Linked DNA regions of Homo sapiens: region 1 is linked to region 2. The links are chromatin contacts, found by Hi-C or POLR2A ChIA-PET in ENCODE. All regions are on one chromosome and are shown on one strand. The core of a region is the stretch at or near the end of the contact, and the rest is flanking DNA. Distances in the headings are between cores, read along the strand shown. Region 1 has its middle 96 kb from the start of WSPAR. Region 2 has its middle 130 kb from the start of WSPAR.

Region 1 (7,334 bases), core at 3,005-5,504, 37 kb after region 2:
TGACTTTAATAGGGATCTGCTTCTAATAGCAGAATTAATGAATCCTATAAACCAGTTGCACAGGGTGAGAGCAACTCCATTGCAAAGAGACAATATGCTTATTTGGAAATCTGAGCATGTGTAGGAATCATACACCTTCATATTAACAAATCTCTCCCCTGACTCCTACAACTCGCTAATTGTACTGGGCTAAACACCAGGCAACGGGGGCTGGGAAACCAGGGACTGTCACCAACAAGGACAGCAACAGCCTGCTGAAGTAAGAACACAAAACCTGACACTAATACTTCTCAGGCTTGCCTCTTTGGGTGGATCCAATGTGGGAAGAGTGAGAAATTTAACTGAATTTGATGCAGTGAGTTTTTCCTGAGGGCTGGCTGGGTCTTCGTGCAAGGTTCTGGGGAGGAGAAAGGGAGGAACTGGGCAGGATGTGCATCCTCCGGTTGGAGGTTGCACGGAAGCCACGTGGAATGTGAAAAGCCGTCTTCCAGTGCTCAGCATAACAAGCACGTTCCTGTCTTGGAAACTGAATCGGGCAGGAGTCCCTGGGTGTGGCTGGAGGGTGTTGGTGGATAATCTGTATTCCACACCAGTGCCCCTGACACATCACAGCAGAGAGTGACACCACCCAGCCCGGGAGCTAGGTCACACTGGAAATAAGATGATGGAGAAAAACACAAGGGATGGCTGCAGACTTCCTCCTACTCCTTTCTTTTGGTGTTCTGGAGAGAAAAGGTTCAGATGACTTAGTGGACCAGAAAGTTAATCTTGCCCTCACAAAAAAATAAGGGCCAGAGAAGGCACAGATGGTGAAAAGCAGCATTAAAGGCAAGCAGTAAACCAAACAACTATGTTGAGAGCGGAAGTCTGTCCAGTCAGCAAGCAGGGATCAGAGGGTGGCCACCGTCAGTGTCATTTTGAAACAAATTGCAACAATGAGAAAGATGTTTAAAATTATCTGGAAAATGGAGTAAGACAACTCAGTGATGAGAAATAACTAGAGTGTAGTAAGGGAAGTTCTAAACTGTGCCCTAAGTGTTTATATTTTCTCAAATTGTGCTCCAATTTGTTTCCTCTCATACTGCACACATGCATGTGAGCTACATGGCTTGTTCCAGGGGCTTCTCAAATCCAGCTCGCATCAGAACCAAGCCCAGGGCCTCACCACAGAACAACTGAATCCAAATCTCAGTGCAAGAGGTCTGGGTATCAATATGTGATTTTGTGGTACAGCCAGGGTTGAAAACCACCACTCTAGGATAAGACCCGTGGCCTAAAAGGACAGAGATATGGATACTGATCCTCTAATGAAGAAGATTCTAACAGGTCAGGCTGCTCTTGGAGTCATCAACATGGCAAAAGAGTGAGCTCCTGTAGCTGGAAGGGGTCTTGCAGGGAATAACTAGAGCAGAGGAGATTCTTGAACTATTTGGCTAAAGTAGCTTCCAAATCTTAGATAAGAGAATTATAAATCAAAGGCTTCATGATGATTTTTCTGGGAAGGGTGCAGTTTCCATTTCCTAACTCAGGACCTGAGGTCTGGACAATGCCTCCTGCCTGATTTATGTTTGAGAGGTGGCCTGAGAGATTCACGTTGGGTAAAAAGCCTGAGGCTTTCTGGACTATTTCCGTGGTTTATGGGAGCAATGAAACAGAATGCTCGAAATACGACTGTCCTCAGAAATGTAAGATGTGGCACAGTGGTAAGGGTAATTGGCTGGCTCATGTGCCAGGGTTCGCACACTGGAGATCAGAATTACCTGGGGGAATCTGGTTTCAAAATACACATCCCCAGGCCCTTCCTCCAAATCTACTAAAGCAGAATATTAGGGGTACGGTTTGGGAATCGTATTTTTAAATATTTTCCCCCAAGTGTTTCTGGCACAAAGTCAGGTCTGAAAATGTTTGGTGTATAGTTTTCCCTTATCCACAGGCGGGAAAGTTTAGGTGATTGGCCCACACAGCAATACCCTAAAAGCTCTGGCTTCTTGATACAAGTACCCAGAATTGTACCCAGGGCCCCAAAAGGAAGTCCAGATTCCCGTAGGGTTGACCAGGCAATCCCATGCATTATACAGACCAACAAAGACACTCCAGCCTGACATTTACAAAGACCTGGAGAATCATTTAAAGCAAAACATAATGACATGTCTATTATACAATACAGAGGAAGACAAGAAGGATAGAGTTAAGCGGGCTCTGGACAGCCAGGGAAGGTTCCTTAGAGCCTTACAGAACAAGTAGGATCTTCATTCATGGAGAGGAGACCTGAGTGAAGTAGCCAAAGACTAGGGGGCCATACTGAGCACCCTGGAAGCTGACCTATCTGAAGGTGAGGACGCTTGTGAGGCAAGTGGGCTCCCTGCAGTGAGGGCACATGGTAGAGTGGAGGCCTTGCACTCTGGGCTGCTGGAGCTACTCCAAATACATGGTTCCCAGCTCCAGCTCTCCAGGACCACCTGGGAAAAGGCAGGGTCTGACAGTGTGGAGTCAGGTGGGCAGTCTACACTGTCCAGGTGACCTGCTTAGGATGCAGGTTGTCTCTGCTGATTCGGATCCTTCCAAAGTTTGCACAGTCCTGGTTTGCTCAGCACGACTCTTCCCTCCTAGAGATGAAAAGCCCAGGGAAAGCCATTTACAATGGAGATGCTGACCTGTCACTCCACAGAAGCCTGAAGGATGGCACATCGATCGGCTCCCAGGCCCTGCAACTCCCAGATAACCCCCAGGTGAGGCCAACACCACCAATCCCCACTAGAGTGTCTAAGCGAGCAAGTGCTGAGAGGTTTGGCCATTGAGTAACAGATAAAATATTGTAGCTCTCCAAACCCCACGAGTGTCATTCTGAGGGGAAAATAACATTATAGGTTTGTTTGAGGTCATTGGCTAATTAGGTGAAATGAATAAGTAGATTTTAAAAGCCACACTGCCAGCAACTCTTCAGATTGAGGCACTGACCCTTCCTCTCTTACCTGAGCTCTGGAGACTTGGGGAAAAAGTCATGGCACCAGGTGGCCCCAGGGAGGGCCTAGCCTCTGCTGCTTAGCTGAAGCTCTGAACCAAACTGGGAGGAAGCGGCAGGGAGATCAGGGGTGTAAAGACTGCTGTACTCCAGGCAGCCCCCATTCAAGCCTCCCATGGCTCCTTGCTGCCCACAGATACCCAGGCCCAGGCCCACTGCCTCACTTGCCCTTCCCAGTGGCATCCCCAACACTCCTGGGCCAACCTGAGAAAGCAACACACACATCTAGAAACAAACTCTCATGTGTTGATGTTCACTACCCCGCTGTGTTAAGCTTTTCACTTCTATTGTTATCTTTTTAAATCCTCGCGACAGCCCTGCGAAGCTGAGTCTATTATCGTCCCCATTTAATGGATGCAAACACAGAGGCTCAGGTCACACTGCAAGTAAGGAGTGGAGCCAGGGTGTGCAAACCTTGTCTTGTCTGACTCCAAGGCCATGCACTTGTTATAACTAATGGGAGTTCCACTGTATCAGTCACAGTCCGGTCAAGGAAACAGAAGCCATTCTAGGTCCTTCAAATAGAGGAGCTTTCACATAGTGAATTGCTTACCAGGTGTGGTGACAGTAAGAAGGAAGATAGGGTGACCAAAGATTAGGTAATGCAGGAAGCCAATATCTCCCCAAGGGCTGGGAGTCACAAAGGCAAGAGATAATGTGACCTAGACCTGAAGTGTAAGAGGACCGGCTTCTGTCCCAGGAGCTGGCAGCATGGAGGAAGGGCCACAGCTGCCCCTGCCTCGGAGACACCCCTAGAAGAAGAAGACAAAGAGCAAGAGAATGAGGAAGAAGGAAGGCTCTTCTCTCTTCCAGCCCTCTGACCTCCCATGGGCAGAACTTGGCAGGGAGCCACCTGGAAAGGGAGCCCAGAAAATGCAGTCTGTGGGTGTTCTGGCCCAGAAATACAGAGTATGGAGGGGCAGGTGAAAGCTGGGACAGAGAATAAAGAAACAGCATGACCTGGCACAGTACTAAGTGCTTTCCATACCCTAAGTCACATCATCCTCCTAACAACCTATGATGCCAGCAAAAACAGTGGCCCCATTTTAAAGATAAAGAAAATGAATCTTGAGAATACACATGACATGTTCAAGGTCATCCAGTAGAATCTGGATTCAAACCCATATCTGCCTGGCTCCTAAGCCAGGGAACTGGGAGTAAACATGGCAACCTTATCCAAGAGAACTTCGATCCAAGAATCTCATGGCATGTGGCCCACCTGAATGACTCTCCTTCCACGTGGTGCAGCCTTGTCACCCCTTTAGGGAACGTGAGCACGGGGATGAATCACATCTTACCTCATCACAGCCCTCAGCATGCTCCAGGTCCCAGAAATTCTGATAGCAGCAGCAAGAGTCAACAATGGGCCGTGGATTAACAGCATTTACTCTGCAAGGAGCTGCCAGGACTGGGAACACACAGCATGGCCATGCAGGGGCTGTTGGCCAGAGAAGCAGCCCCATCACAGAGCCCAGCTGCAGGCCAGTACTGAAGGCCTGGGTCTTGCTGCTTTGGGTCACTCCCAATTTCATCCACATCCTAAACTCCACTAGCTCTGTGTGCTGCCTCCTTGCTGGATCCAGCTACTGGAGAGGGGAGCCGGCTGTGTCACTGGGGAACTTAACAAGGCTAATTCCACTGAAACCTCCATTAACTTTACTACTTCTGTGTAAGTGTTTCATTGTAAATAATGATTCCCCACCACAGAAACACACTGCCAGAATCTCCCGGCGGACATAAAATTAAATCCAGCCCCCACAGCCTACTCACGAAGTGCATTGTGATAGCTGCATAATCTTCCAAACCACAGAGGGCTGCAAGCACTTTCCACCAATTTCAGGGGAGGCTTGACTTTAATCTGCCCTAATGAACAGATCTATGCACCCCTACACCTTCCCCTGCCTCACACCAAATCCCCTTTCAATTCAGATTCCTTTTTGAGGATGAATTGTACCACAGTTCTGAGCACAAAAGAACCTCACTCATCTCAGACAAGGACTCAGCTTAAAGCCCCCCACCCAGCCCTTCTCTTCCAACAAAGTCCAGGAGAAGATGTTTTAGAAGATACTATATATATATATATGTACACACACACACACGTACGCATGCACACACACACAATTTCCAGGAAGATCAGCAGAATTTCTAGAACGAAGGAGATCTGCCCAGCCGTCCACCCACATGCCCACCGCCCACACACATAGCTTCCCCAATCCTTTCTCAATGCTGGGTCGGAACCTGCTGTTTCCCTGCCTTGCGTACACATGAAACACTTCCCTCCAACCCTGGAGAGAGACTGCACAAGGTTCAGCTAAAATAAGAACCACCTAGAACAAGAAAGTGAAGTCAACTTCACTTTGAAAATAAACAGGCATGCCCTCTGTCTCTCCCAGCCTGGGCAAGGGACAGGAACAGCTTTTGGGTGCAGGGCCCTTGGGAGGAAGCCTTCCCTTCTGAGTTTTTAGATGCAGGTTTCAGGAATGCCCGGACCACCAAGCCTCTGTCTGCTCCCTGCTCACACCCTGCTCCTCCACTCTGCTCAGTGGCTGAGAAGCATGGAGGTGTCATTGCTGAGCTCTCAGGAGCCTCTCTGACCTCCTGGAACCCGCACAAGGCTCTTCACCCTCTCTGTGCAACGACACTCAGCCTGAGGGGTGCACTGAACTGTAGGCTATAATTTAAGCATCTGTTTGTGTGCTCTTCACTTGCTAAACTCATAGCACCGTTGGAGGCGCAGGCAGGTTTAGGTGACCCGAGAAATTCACAATACATCCACAGATCAAGATGAAACCGGGCTGCCCACGCATTGTTCCAGATGAGACCTCCTGTTTCCACATTCAAATTTCCAATTCTGATTTTAAAGAAGAAAAGGAATAGTCTGTTTTTCAAAAACTAAAATCCTGAATGAAGCCTTGCACATAAAGAATATTCAGGCTGAGGGACCTCCACATCAACTGCTCCTGGCCAGCACCTCCTTGTTAATCAAATGACAGTGTGGCAGCCACCCTCCCTGCCCTTGGAGATGGGGCTGCTGCGTTTAGTCCTCACAGCAGCCCCATCGGGCATTAGTTTCAGCTCCATTTTTCACATGAGGAGGTGGCCGCTCATAGGTACACTGACTTGCTCAAGGTCACACAACTATAGAAAACGGCAGAAGGAAGACTCAAACTTGGGTCTTCTTGCTCCAAATCCTCTTCCCAGCACGGCACGGCGCAGGTTCTGCAGTGCCTCGTGTCAGCAGGCCTGAGGGGTTGCAGTCGCAGAGGCCTGTGTCCTCCAGGGCCCCTTTCCACCCATGCCTCCTCCCCCAGAAGTCCTTCCCCACAGAGCAGCACAGCTTCCCCGGGCCGGCTGGGAGGGTCCAGCTGTCACGCTGCATTTCTCTCCACTTATTTCTGCTTCCCTCATGACCTCCGTTTCAACAAGATGTGCCTTTAAATTAGATCCCAGAAGGAACTTCAAGGCAAATTCCCACATTTGTGACGTTTATGGAACTTGTCATTGTTTATGCTATTATAGTGCCATCAGCTGTGAGGGCACATTCTTCCTGGTTACAACATTGTTTTTCTTCCCTTTGGGAGGGAAGCACCCTTGAAACCAGAGGCTTGTCTGGTACCCGCATAACCTCCTTATTCCCTACTCCACTTATGTATATTTTTCTCTGTGGATCATGTACATGGTCTTTCAATTTCATGTCTGTGATTTATACATTGCAGTGTTTGCTATCCTCTGTACAACAGAGAGAAAATAGTTACTTTACAGGAAGAACAATGTGACAGGCTCCCAACTCTGCAACATTCGCCAAACCCGGAGTCAAGTGCAGCTTTAGCTTTCGTAAGTGTTGGAATTTAGGCTTCATGTTTCACTTACTCTTGCAGGCAACTGAAGAGCAGAAACCAACTGTTTGTGGCCAGCCCTGAGCTAGGGACCAAGGAAGAACCAAGACATGTAATATCTTATATCCTCTCCCTGGGGACTTCTCAACTTGTTGGAGGGAAAAAAGATACATTAAACTATTAGAAAACAATGCAATGTATGTTATTGATAGTGTATTCTAATAAATAAGCTGCTATTTTCAGAAAAGGGTGGTAATAGGAGATGTTTCGGATTTGAAGGGAAGTTATACAAGAAAACATTGATTGTGTTTGAAAACTATACATTTTCTGAAAACTTGTTATAATGTATCCCTTTAAAAGCTTAATACAAACTATCTCATAGGCTGTTGCCAAGCTTTGAAAAGTCCACAAGGAGGTAAGGAAAGAAAGAAATTATTAAATTGTAAAAATACTGATTAAAGGAAGAAGACCCTTTC
Region 2 (7,052 bases), core at 3,287-5,786:
AATCTTAGTTTACAATAATAGCTTAAGGCCACAGATTCTGTTTGGCAGCCTCTCTCTTATGGCTACAGCTCTCCTTGAGTTCCAGTAACATCTCCTTCTCCTTTCCCCTTCAGTCCTAAAGGTAGTAATGGTTTGCCCATGTTGCTAGTCCCAGGGTACAACAATCATCTCTTGCTGGTTCCCTTAATCCTGCCCACAGTATTCTAAATAGCCCCTTCTTTAACCTCCCTTAAATTGCTCTTTTGGGTTTTCTATCTTTTTTCCTGGTAAGATCCTAACTGAAGCAAATACCTTTATTTCTCAGAGCAGAGAACTGAGGCCTAGAGGAAGGATAGGTACAGCTTCTCCTTGACTGCCCATGAGAGGCACTCTGGGGACCTGATCACACCGAGTACTTACCTCCAGAAACCTCCTTTTCTGTATTCAGATAACAAAATGGTTTGCAGGCTGGTGAAAAAGGTTTTCCATAGAGGGAAACAGAGTTAGCACCAAGGTAGGTCTCTAACCCAGGGCTCTAGGGCCCCAGCTCTGAATGCTTCCAGGCCATCTATTGTCAATGATTTCACAGAGGAGGCCTGTATGTCCGAAAGGTCCCACTGACTTGGCTTACCCACCTCTGGCTTGAATGTATGGCCTACCCCTTTGTGCCTAAATGACCCTCAGGAGGGCCATGGAGAGCCCACCCCTAAGATAGTACCTCAGCTTCCCATCACTCATTCATTCACACACACGTGCACATGAACTCACTCCCCACCATGTACCAGGCACTGCACCAAGCATAGAAATAATGATTTTATTTGGCTCACAAGACAGGTGGAAGAGTTCCTAGGCAAATAGATATCACTTTTAAAATGAGAAGGAAAAATAGGAAATAGTTAAACATTCACAATGGAAAATTACACAGCTATTAAAGATATGTATATATATATACAATAGAGAGTTTAAAACAGCATAGAAAGTTTTTATGACAAAATGTTTAGAGGAAAAGTAGAATACAAAATGTTATACAGTATGCTTATGTAAAATGCATAAGGAAAAAATGGACTGGAAGGAAATGCACCAAAATGCTAATAGTGGGACGTAGCGTGACATTTCTCTGTATTTAACAACTTTCTTATAACAGATATCAATTAACTTATGTCTTGTTATGACCTTCTTAATTACACAAGTAGTTTTGAAAACTATTTTTTAGATATTCAAACTGTAGTTATGAAACAAAATCCCAGTTGAGAATGCCACTTCTAATCCCAGTCTCCTCCCAAGACAATCACTGTTTTCAGTTTGATTTGTCTGGTTTCTTATGTACAGAGAGAAACAAAGTTAATATTTATGGGAGGTTTTCAACATAAGTGGAACATTACACAAATTATTCTGCAACCTCACTTTTTTCACTTAATAATAAAGCTTGGGGATCTTTTCACAGATACTGTATACATATCTAGCTAAGGGTTTGAAGCATTAATAGTAGATCCTAATATGGCTATTCCACCACTTATTTAATATTCAGGCCATGAAGGTTGTTTCCATTTTGTCATTATTAAAAACAAATTGCAATGAACAGTCACATAGATGTCTATTTGCACATATGTAGGACTATGTTTCTAGAATGGACACTAAGAAGCAAACTTTCTTAGTTGAAGTTTTGGATATTTTAACTTTAAAAGCTTCCTTATAGAGATCCCATTCCCCCAGACACCACTGGCTACTTCTGGGAAAACTGGGGGTCTCAGCTTGTCAGTGGGGTCTCAGCTGGTCAGTGGGCCCCAAGGCTCTAGAGGTGGGGTTTCCCAGCATCCTCGAGGTCCTTGGGGTCACTGATGTGCTGCCTATCACCCAGGAACACAGACCTTCCACATCTGCCCCCCAGATGTGCCCTGTGGATCAAACCACAGGCCCTGCCTGGTGCCAGTCACCTGCAACATCCTGTTTAGATCATGAACAAATGAGCAACGTGGGAGAAAAGGCTTCTCAAAGAAAGCCCACCACCCACTGAAGCTTACCATCATTCTTTTTGCCTCACGCAGAAAGGAGGTGTTTCCTCTAAAAAAAAAAATGTCCCTTGGGGACCTGAAAGTCAGAGCCAAGTGTTTTAATATTCCAGATAATTAATTTCTGGAAAAAACATAACTTAGAATGATTATCATTGCTTTCTCAGGAAACATTATCTTTCTTTGCAGAGGCAAAGTGGACTCCAACTCAACCCAATTGCAGCCAAAGTGAGTTCATTCTGGCCCTTACGCTGAAAAGAGGGTCCTCAAGAGAGCTTGTGGGAACTCTGAGCTTGTGGGATGCTGGGTGACACACCGTCCACTCAGTTCACCTCACCGAGGCTGTGACAGAGCAGGTGCCTCTGGGAGAGAGGGAGCCTTTGACCTTTCACATCCCAGGCAAAGCTTTCTCCAAAACCTCCCTTTGAAAGGCCTCAGAATTGGCCTCAGAAGGGTTTCGGCACTCGCAGCGCTGACTCTCTTCATTCTAAAGCAAGGAACCAGGCCTCAAAAGGGGCAGAATCTGCCCAAGACCTCACCGTCCTGCCCAGGGCTCTTCCCACATAACTCCTCTCACAAGGCCCAAGCTGGGCACAGCCTGGCAGCAGGAACAAAGGCAGGGCATAAATAGCTGGGACAACGTACAAAGTGACCTGGTAAAAAGGCACCAACAAGGGCTTCCTGGGTTCAGAGGAAGGTTACTTCTTGTCTCTATGGTGGGGCAGGGGGAGGACCCATGGAGTAGGACCTCTGTGGGACCACCAGTGGCCCATAGTACCCATCTTGAACTCTTAGACCTGCTATGACTTTGGGAAAACAATAAAACTGAATCTGTATTGTCAATCATCTACCAATCCTCCAGAACAAATCCCAATCCCATCTCCTTGGCTCCCCTCCTAGTTCAAGCCCATCCTCTCTGCTGGGTGACTCCCGCAGCCTCCTTCCACTCCTGTCCCCTAATGGTCCATTCTCGACATGGTGACCAGAGAGATCTTCCCTTATAAAATAAGTGATGTGGGCCAGGCATGGTGGCTCACACTTGTAATCTCAGCACTTTGGGAAGCCAAGGCGGGTGGATCACAAGGTCAGGAGATGGAGACCATCCTGGCTAACACGGTGAAACCCCATTTCTACTAAAAATACAAAAAATTAGCCAGGTGTGGTGGCGGGCACCTGTAGTCCCAGCTACTCAGGAGGTTGAGGCAGGAGGATCACTTGAACCTGGGAGGCGGAGGTTGCAGTGAGCCGAGATCTCGCCACTGCATTTCAGCGTGGGCGACAGAGCAAAACTCCATCTCAAAAAACAAAACAAAAAAAGAAACAAAATAAAATAAGTGATGTGATGTAACTCTTCTGCCTAAAAACTTCCAATCACTCCCCACTGCTCTTGGAAGAATTCAAATCTAGCATAGCCTACAAGGCCCCAGATGACCCAGGCCCTGCCTAACTCTCCAGCCTCGGCTCTATCCCACCTCCCCAGCTCTCTGCTGGTCTTCTCACTGTTCATGTGACAGACCATGCCCATTCCTGACTCAGGGTCTGTCCCAGGTTTCCCAGAAGAAGAACCTGAGAGGAGGGGTTCATGTGTAAGTGCTTATTAGGGAAGTGTTCCCATGAAAAGCCAGAAGGGAGGTGAGCAAGATGGATCAGGAGGGGAAGGAGGCCAAGGAGGTGAGCACCATATCACCAAGGCCTACAGAGGGCGTCTGTGACCCAATACCTCTGGGGAGCCCTGGAAACAGCATGGGTCACTCCTGGAGCCATCCTCACCAGGGACAAGAGGGCTCGCAGGTGCACACCCATCAGTCATGGGTCAAGGGCTGCCCCGAAAGGGATGAAAATTCCCAGCTACCTCCTGCTATCTAGGGAAGGACAGCAGTTCCAGCAACCTGAGGCCAGTCCGCCAATGCAGAACTGCCAAAGAGCCGCAGATGTGGGCACTGGGAGGAGGGGTGTACACGAGCAGGGGACGCAGACACGTGGGGATATGGGCAGAGCAGCAACAGCATCTCTCTCCCTGCTCTTCCCATCTCCTTGCATGACTCATTCCCTCTTTTTCCTACAATGTCCTTTCTATTGTCACTGGCTCCATCTCTCTAAAATTACCCTCCCTCCCACCCTGTCACTCTGCCATCTTACCCTGCTTCAGTTATCTTCATGGCCCAAACTCTCTCTGAAATGATCCAAGCAAATCAGCTTGTCTCCTGTGTATTGTTGGGGTCTCCCACTGGACTGGAAGGGTGGGGACCTGGCCTGGCTTATCTGCATCTTGTATACCCAGCACTTAGCACAGAAGACATTTTGAGGACTTTATTAATACTGCCTGGAGCATAGCAGGGCAATTTACATAACTAAAACTTTTCATTTATTTCCATTTCACAAGCACCTGCATAGCATTTACTATCTAAATTCCTTACAACCCATTTAATCCCCAGAATAACCCGATGAGGTAGGTACTATTATTATCCTCATTTTCCTGTTGGGAAATTGAGACTTGGAGGCTACAGAACTTGCTCAGAGTCACACGGCTGGTAGGAGATGTGGGCCAGGGCGCCAAGCCCAGGCCAGAGGCTTCAGAGGATCTGTTGGCTCTAAACAGCCTGCTGCAAGGTGGCGATCATTATCCTCTATCCAGGAGAAAACACTCAGAGAGGTTCCATGACTGAGCTCAAGCCCCAGAACTCACGGCAAGTGGAGCAGAGATTCTGATTCCAAAGTCAACCCCCAACCCAGGTGCCGCCATGAGTGACTTTACGGGCAGCATGCACAGATGCCTCATCCCTCCTTCCTCTGACTCTTCACTGCATGCTCTTGGCCCTCTGCATTGGTCCCTGGTGATCACCTCCAGCCCACTTTCCAGTGAGGAGAGACATGCTGCCCCATGGCTGAGGAAGCCTTTTACCTCCCACCTCCTGCAAACTACGCAGGCTATTTGGTGGCCCAGCTGGGATAGTAACAGGTCCAGACATCTTGCAACCAGCAGCCCTCCCTGCAACACATTCAGCTGCCCCTGCCTAGAGGTAGAACACAACTCTCAAAAAGAAGCATTCCAAACAAGGTCACTGATTGTTAAGCGGTTGTGTGTGTGTGTGTGTGTGTGTGTGTGTGTGTGTGTGTGTGTGTGGCGTGTATGTGTGTGTATGCATGCATGTGTTGTCTTAGAAGGGGTAGGAAGGGCCAGAGGGATGTGTGGACAAGCAGATGAGCTGGCAAGGCTGGAAACTTCCCACCATTACCATTCACAGTGAGACTTCATTAACCCAGATACCACAGTGCTAGAGACTGGAGGAGGGTGCAGTGTGGCCCACCACATTACCCACCAGCAAGTCAGATCCCCTGAGGGGAACCCTCCGAACTGGTGAAGTGATTCCTGCCACACTGTGTGTACCCTGCTCAACAATCTGGCTTTGAAACAGACACATGTGCACCCCCGCCCCCACAATCAGCATGCCCACCTCCCAGCTGAGCTTGCCAACAATTACGGCAATTCCTAAATCACAGTAGACAACTCACTGGGGGTTATTCAGTACCTTCTAATTAGTGTTACACACTGATTATCTGAGGCTATTGATATTGGCTTTAATGGTAATTATAATTTTCACATAAAATATTTAATAACCATTCATAATACAAGAAATTTGATTAAGGAGACAGCATTTTTCTTGGATTTCCACATTGATCTCCTGAAGGCTCAGCTGGGTTTATTCCAAGCAGGAGTAAATACAGCTGACACAATTACCCATCAAAGGCTGTGGAAAACAGCAAACTCAGATTTACCCACCCCCACTGCTTCTCTGAAATACTCAACAACAGCTATGAAAAACGGGCTAAGGCCATAGACAGGAGATTCACAAAAGAAGCAATGTAAATGGCCAACCCATCTGTGGGAAAATATTTAGCCTCACTAATAATCAAGCAACATCCATTTAAATCAGACACCATCCCTTGTATCAAATCGGCAAAGACATATTTTATAACTACAACTGCTGCTGTTAACAAAAATATGTACTGGGCCACTACAGACTTGTCTGCCACATTCTTCCCCTTCTAGAACATGCACCCGCTTCCTGCAAATAATCACTTTTCCACCTTCTGCAATCACATGGTAGGAAGTGGGGCTGTCGTTTTCTGTCTGTCACCTCCACCTACTGTAAATGGCCAGAAGTAGATCTTTGACCTAAGATGAGCCCGTCACAGATGCCCACCTCACTGCCCTTCACGACTGGTCGGCCACAGGCATCTGACCCAGCCAGGCCAATGAGAGTGCTTCCCTGTGATCTTTCTTTCCATCTGGGAGCACAGACAGCTTCAGTACCTCTTAACAAAGGGGCAAATCTGGGAGATGGAAGCTGGGAGAGCCAGCAGCAGCCATCATCCGTCAAACTCTCTGTGACACTTAAACATGGAGTTGTACAACCAAGACCCAGGATACTGTAGAGCCGGTTAGTATTTTTGTCATCCACAACAGCAAACAGTACCCAAGCCACATCCCTCAAGTCCCTGCCTGTTTCCCTCAGAAACTATGACAATTTGCCTGAGTTCTCATCCCAGGCCATCATGAGGACAATCCAGGAAGCCCAGAGCAAGCTTGGAATCAGAACCTCACGCTGCTCTATGGGAGGGAGGAGGAACCCTGTCCACTACTTTCCTCTGTCAGGGACTTGCAGGTGGCGGCCTAGGGGATGCCCTTCTGTAGGCATTCCAATGATTGCTTTGCAATGTCAATTCTCAGCACCGTCACCAGCACCTCTTCCAACACATAAAACGCTACAAAGTTTACATTTCGTGAAGTGATTTCCAAACTTCTAGAAACCCCCTTGAGGTGACAGAACCCAAGTACACAAACTCCCAAGTGCTCACAGTTTTTGCAGCTCCCCACCACAAGCCTTCCAAAGACCTCTGTGGCTTCCCTCTTCCAAGATACCTACTCTGCGTCAACCTCAATGAAATTAGGTGCTCTCTCACGTGACTTCTAAATATGGACATGACTCCAACCAAACACGATCCTGCTCTTCAGAAGCCAGAAGGGCTGCTTTAATAAATAAATAGGAATAATTATGATTG

What was found. A loop is a pair of places that touch in the nucleus more often than their neighbours do. ChIA-PET counts read pairs that join two places held with the same protein, here RNA polymerase II (POLR2A). Pooled maps may share reads with other maps.
Region 1: a loop to region 2 is called in a map of gastrocnemius medialis, with 5 times the contacts of the local background. The contact joins two enhancer-like sites. A Hi-C loop is called at or near these places in 2 of 168 maps with a recorded cell type or tissue (gastrocnemius medialis and psoas muscle) and 3 of 50 pooled maps. POLR2A ChIA-PET finds 5 or more read pairs at or near these places in 2 of 52 experiments (OCI-LY7 and endothelial cell of umbilical vein).

Annotation. Positions count from the first base shown.
Region 1 is chr5:133,813,842-133,821,175 of GRCh38, forward strand. It overlaps a transcript of FSTL4 not described here. Among named protein-coding and RNA genes, the nearest start is that of WSPAR, 96 kb to the right of the region's middle. Within about 2 kb of position 4,255, at least 8 of the 41 ENCODE cell types and tissues checked have a DNase peak (open chromatin) inside an H3K27ac peak, as active enhancers do; they include gastrocnemius medialis and psoas muscle, where a contact is called at or near this core.
Region 2 is chr5:133,776,300-133,783,351 of GRCh38, forward strand. It overlaps a transcript of FSTL4 not described here. Among named protein-coding and RNA genes, the nearest start is that of WSPAR, 130 kb to the right of the region's middle. Within about 2 kb of position 4,537, at least 2 of the 41 ENCODE cell types and tissues checked have a DNase peak (open chromatin) inside an H3K27ac peak, as active enhancers do; they include gastrocnemius medialis and psoas muscle, where a contact is called at or near this core.